2 separate regions of the Homo sapiens genome follow, and region 1 is linked to region 2. Evidence: chromatin loops called from intact Hi-C (ENCODE). Cell type or tissue: uterus. All regions are shown on one strand. Links, peaks and the distances in the headings refer to the core of each region. The heading gives the core; the rest is flanking DNA.

Region 1 (2,921 bases), core at 110-2,609, 180 kb after region 2:
ATTCTTTAAGGATGTCCAGGTTTTTGTCATGAAATAATGTAATTTGAAGTCCTTCCTAATAAATGACTAAGTGAGGATACCATATTTTCTTTTTTTTTTTAATTAATTTTTTTTTGAGATGGAGTCCCACTCTGTCACCCAGGCTGGAGTGCAGTGGCGTGATCTCGGCTCACTGCAACCTCTGCCTCCTGGGTTCAAGCAATTCTGCCTCAGCCTCCCTAGTAGCTGGGATTACAGGCACTCGCCACCACAGCCAGCTAATTTTTGTATTTTTAGTAGAGATGAGGTTTCACTTTGTTAGCCAGGATGGTCTTGATCTCCTGACCTCGTGATCCGCCCACCTTGGCCTCCCAAAATGCTGGAATTACAGGTGTGAGCCACTGTGCCTGGCCACCATATTTTCTTTTTGTCCTTAGAAATATATTGTTCATTCCTTTTTTTCAGTGAGACCATTCATATGGTACATCATCTGAAAATCATAATCTGATTTATTGCTTATAGGATTGATTTCACCATCATTATAATTAGAGTCCAGAGCACTGGTTCTCAACTGGGGAGAGTTTTTTCCCAGGTGATATCTGGCAATGCCTGGAGACATTTTCAGCTGTTGTAACCAGGGAGTGAGGGGTAGCAGATGCTAATGACATCTACTGGATAGAGACCAGGGATGCTACTAAACATCCTATAATGTGCAAGACGCTTTCCTGCTACAAAGTATTATCTGGTTCAAAATGTAAATATTGCCTAGGTGGAGAACCTTCAGTCTAGAATGGTTATCTGCCTTTTTGCATTTATTTTCTGCTTTGTCTAAATTTTCCTTTTTTTTTTTCTATTTGTGAAAAATGAAAAATTCTGATTTCTCAACTGTGTTCAAGGAAAACTACAAAGAAGGTATCTGCGGACTCTTTAATGCCTTCTGGAAAGATGATGTAATACTTTGAGCAGTACAGAAAGAAAACCGAAGGATTATGCATTAGTGATTATTTCATGTCATTCTTTCATGTTTCTACATGAAAGGTCTTTCTACCATGCTTTGCATTTTAGTCTTTTTGTTAGGATAGTTGGGAATGATTGATAATGTGAAAGGATTCCTAGGATGCTGAAATACCAAAATTAGGAAAAATAAGATTAAGATTCCATAATGTATCAGATTTATGAAAGGGTTCAATGGACCCATATGATAATTGCAAACAGAATAGAATGAGTTTATTCTATTAAAGAAAAAGTAGATTTTCTTCTTTAGAAGATTTCTTTTCTCTTTTTTTTTGAGACGGAGTCTCACTCTGGCGCCCAGGCTGGAGTGCAGTGGCGCGATCTTGGCTCACTGCAAGCTCTGCCTCCTGGGTTCATGCCTTTTTCCTGCCTCAGCCTCCCAAGTAACTGGGACTACAGGCGCCCGCCACTATGCCTGGCTAATTTTTTGTATTTTTAGTAGAGACGGGGTTTCACCGTGTTAGCCAGCATGGTCTCGATCTCCTGACCTCGTGATCCACCTGCCTTGGCCTCCCAAAGTGCTGGGATTACAGGTGTGAGCCACCGCAGCTGGCCTTCTTTGGAAGATTTCTAAAGAAAGAATAAATGTCACAAAATATTCATCTTTAAAACAGAATTGATTAAAAAAAGAACTAGACCTGGGTACAGAGTGAATATTGTATAAAAAGGCTTTTGCAGTCATAAAAGCTTTGTTAAATGCTGAATTTAATCAAAATCCCTTCTCAGAACTTTTTTTTTTTTGAGACAGAGTTTCACTCTTGTTGCCCAGGCTGTTGTACAATGGCACTGTCTTGGCTCACCGCAACCTCTGCCTCCTGGGTTCAAGTCCTGCCTCAGCCTCCCGAGTAGCTGGCATTACAGGCATGTGCCACCATGCCTGGCTAATTTTGTATTTTTAGTAGAGATGGGGTTTCTCCATGTTGGTCAGGCTGGTCTTGAACTCCCTACCTCAGGTGATCCTCCCACCTTGGCCTCCCAAAGTGCTGGGATTATAGGCGTGAGCCACCGCACTGAGCCTTTTCAGAACTTTTAACTTGTTAATTGTACAGTGCAAATATCCAAGTATATTGAGTTTCTAATAACAGTATTTGATTATAGAATCCTTTTCATGTTCAGTGGAACATAATTAGGAGATGTTTAATGTATAGAATAACAGAATTTTCAAATAGAAAAGTTGTTTTATGTTATTGGGTATTGTAATATGTGACTCACGTTATAGACAAATAATTATGTTCACTTCAAGTAGGCATTTTAGGAGGCATTTTATCTTTTGTCATTGTTCAAAAATATTTGAAATGTTTATTTTCTGCAGTTGCTTTTAATGAGTGCATATGGCATACTGAAAAACTACCCTCGAGGATTTTTGAGTTCTTTTGATTTTTAAAAAATCTGCCAAAAGATATTGGAAGCAAAATCTATTAAGTTTGACAAATACTGTCTTTAGTCAAATGACATATGATCATCAATAATGACTATTATTTTTTAGATAATAAAAATATTAAAAGAGCTGGGCGCAGTGGCTCACGCCTCTAATCCTAGCACTTTGGGAGGCCAAGGCGGGCAGATCACCTGAGGTTGGGAGTTTGAGACCAGCCTGACCAACATGGAGAAACCCTGTCTCTACTAAAAATACAAAATTAGCCAGGCGTGGTGGTATATGTCTGTAATCCCAGCTATTCGGGGGGCTGAGGCAGGAGAATTGCTTGAACCCGTGGGCGGGAGGTTGCAGTGAGCCAAAATCGTGCCATTGCACTCCAGCCTGGGCAACAAGAGCAAAACTCTGTCTAAAAATATATACATATTTTATTGTATATAGTATGTATAAAAATTATAAATATATATTTGAGAAACTGGTTAGAGTTGAAAACTATCCTTTCATGATAACTTTTTAAAAAATCATGTTATTTGAATGTATTAATTCCTGTATT
Region 2 (2,921 bases), core at 113-2,612:
GGAGATAACTGGGAGCTCCTGTCAGTTCTGAGCCAGACACTAGCAGCCAGGTAATTTACTTCCACAGCCAGGACTCACCTAGGTAGTGAGTCAACAGAGGCATATAGGTCAGAGTGGCAGTCCAGCAGGAGGATATAGATGTTTAAAAAGCCAGGCTTATGAACTAACCAGAAGTGCAGGTTACATCTTTATTCTTTTTTTTTTTTAATTGAGATGGAATTTCGCTCGTTGTCCAGGCTGGAGTGCAATGGCACAATCTCGGCTCACTGCAACCTCCACCTCCCAGGTTCAAGTGATTCTCCTGCCTCAGCCTCCCGAGTAGCTGGGATTACAGGTACACGCCACCACGCCCAGCTAATTTTTATATTTTTAGTAGAGACAGGGTTTCGCACCACGTTGGCCAGGCTGGTCTCAAATTCCTGACCTCAGGTGATCTGCCCGCCTTGGCCTCACAAAATGCTGGGATTACAGGTGTGAGCTACCGTGCTCGGCCTACATCTTTATTCTGAGGACCATTCCTGCCCTAGTTATAATCTCATGTATGCTTCCTGCTGAGGTAAAGCAGAGAGAAGTATTTTGCTGCCATGGAGCCAGATCCCCCAGTTTTGCTAGTCTAGACTCTACAAGGAAGTGGTTACACCTAGAAATGTGTGGGTGGAAAATGAGAGCTGATGCGGACCCTGCATGAGGGACTGGCTGTGTTCTGCTCCAGACTGGCCAAGGTAGAAGAAAGTCACAATGCGCTGTGTCTATCAGCTGCATGATTTCTTTCTTTCTTTTTTTTTTTTTTGAGACGGAGTCTCGCTCTGTCACCAGGCTGGAGTGCAATGGCGCCATCTCAGCTCACTGCAACCTCTGCCTCCCAGGTTCAAGCAATTCTCCTGCTTCAGCCTTCCAAGTAGCTAGGATTACAGGCACACGTCACCCACCATGCCCAGCTAATTTTTGTATTTTTAGTAGACACGGGGTTTCACCGTGTTGGCCAGGATGGTCTCGATCTCCTGACCTCGTGATCTGCCCGCCTTGGCCTCCCAAAGTGCTGGGATTACAGGCATGAGCAACCGTGCCCAGCCCAGCTGCATGATTTCTTTATGGAGATCTTTTCCCAATGAGAAGTTTCACAACTACCAAGTTTTCTGTCTGCTGATGAAAGCCCTGTATTTTCCATACAGTTGATTTTTTACTACCCTGAATAGTTTTATAACCTGGGAGCTGAACGAAATTAATAAAACACATTTGCTTTCAAAAGTACTACACTATTCCTCCCCCTTCGAGTTACCCATGTTCAACTGCTATCCAAAAATATTACATGGAAAACTCCAGAAATAAAGTTCATAATTTTTTTTTTTTTTTTTTTTGAGACGGAGTCTCGCTCTGTCACAAGGCCGGAGTGCAGTGGCACAATCTTGGCTCACTGCAACCTCTGCCTCCCTGGTTCAAGGGATTTTCCTGCCTCAGCCCTCCCGAGCAGCTGGGACTACAGGCGTGTGCCACCACACCCAGCTAATTTTTGTATTTTTAGTAGAGACGGGGTTTCACCATGTTGGCTAGGATAGTCTCGAGCTCTTGACCTCGTGATCCGCCTGCCTCGGCCTCCCAAAGTGCTGGGATTACAGGCATGAGCCACCGCACCTGGCCAACAGTTTATAAGTTTGAAAGTGCACACCATTCTGAGTAGTGTGATGAAATATTGCACCTTCCTCTGTCATCCCACCCAAGATGTTAATCATTCTTGTCCAGTGTATCCATGCTGTCTGCTCTACCCTCTGGTTGGTCATGTCATAGCCTTCTCAGTTATCAGATCAACTATCCCAGTTTCACTGTGTTTGTGTTCAGGTAACCCTTACTTTACTTAATAATGGCCCCAAAGTATAAGAGTAGTGATGCTGGCATATTGTTATAATTTTTCTTTTTTTTTTTTTTTGAGATGGAGTCTTGCTCTGTTGCCCAGACTGGGGTGCAGTGGTGCGATCTTGGCTCACTGCAACCTCCGCCTCCTGGGTTCAAGCCATTCTCCTGCCTCAGCCTCCCGAGTAGCTGGGACTACAGGCACACACCACCACGCCCGGCTAAGTTTTGTATTTTTAGTAGAGACAGGGTTCGCCATGTTGGCCAGGCTGGTCTCGAACTCCTGACCTCAGGTGATCCACCTGCCTCAGCCTCCCAAAGTGCTAGGATTACAGGGGTGAGCCACCACGCCTGGCCTGTTATAATTTTTCTATTTTATCATTAGTAATTGTTAATCTCTTACTGTGCCTAATGTATAAACTTTATCGTAGGTATGTATGTGTAGGAAAAAACATAGTATATATAGGGTTTGGTATTGTCTGGTGTTTCAGGCATCCACTGAGGGTCCTGGAATGTACCCTCTGCAGATAAGGGGGGACTACTATATATCCTTTTCCTCCTCCTTCTGAATTTGACTATATTTATTTATTTATTTATTTTTGAGACGGAGTCTCGCTCTTTCGCCCAGGCTGGAGTGCAGTGGCACGATCTCGGCTCACTGCAACCTCTGCCTCCCGGGTTCAAGCGATTCTCCTGCCTCAGCCTCCCGAGTAGCTGGGACTACAGGTGCATGCCACCACGCCCGGCAAATTTTTATATTTTTAATAGAGACGGGGTTTCACCATGTTGGCCAGGCTGGTCTTGAACTCCTGACCTCAGGTGATCCACCCACCTTGGCCTCCCAAAGTGCTGGGTTACAGGCATGAGCCACCACGCCTGGCTGAATTTGACTATATTTAAGAGAAAGACTTAGGCCACGGTTTTTCTTTTTTTTTTTTTAATTTTTTATTTATTTTTTGAGACGGGGTCTTGCTCTGTCGCCAGGGTGGAATGCAGCGGCATGATCTCAGCTCACTGCAACCTCTGCCTCCTGGGTTCAAGCTATTCTCCTGCCTCGGCCTCCCGAGTAGCTG

Evidence for each region. A loop is a pair of places that touch in the nucleus more often than their neighbours do. Peaks named below come from ENCODE experiments on the same cell type or tissue, not always from the same donor. Only the 100,000 strongest peaks of a DNase experiment are listed, where the experiment ranks them.
Region 1: a loop joins it to region 2, with 9 times the contacts of the local background. A loop is called at or near these places in 20 of 110 quality-filtered maps.

Annotation. Positions count from the first base shown.
Region 1 is chr4:75,500,886-75,503,806 of GRCh38, reverse strand. All of the region lies in intron 3 of RCHY1 (ring finger and CHY zinc finger domain containing 1), which reads left to right. Among named protein-coding and RNA genes, the nearest start is that of RCHY1, 12 kb to the left of the region's middle. In uterus, for the core only: no CTCF peak of the experiment used is centred there; no DNase peak of the experiment used is centred there.
Region 2 is chr4:75,680,852-75,683,772 of GRCh38, reverse strand. It overlaps a transcript of G3BP2 not described here. Among named protein-coding and RNA genes, the nearest start is that of G3BP2, 8.9 kb to the right of the region's middle. In uterus, for the core only: no CTCF peak of the experiment used is centred there; no DNase peak of the experiment used is centred there.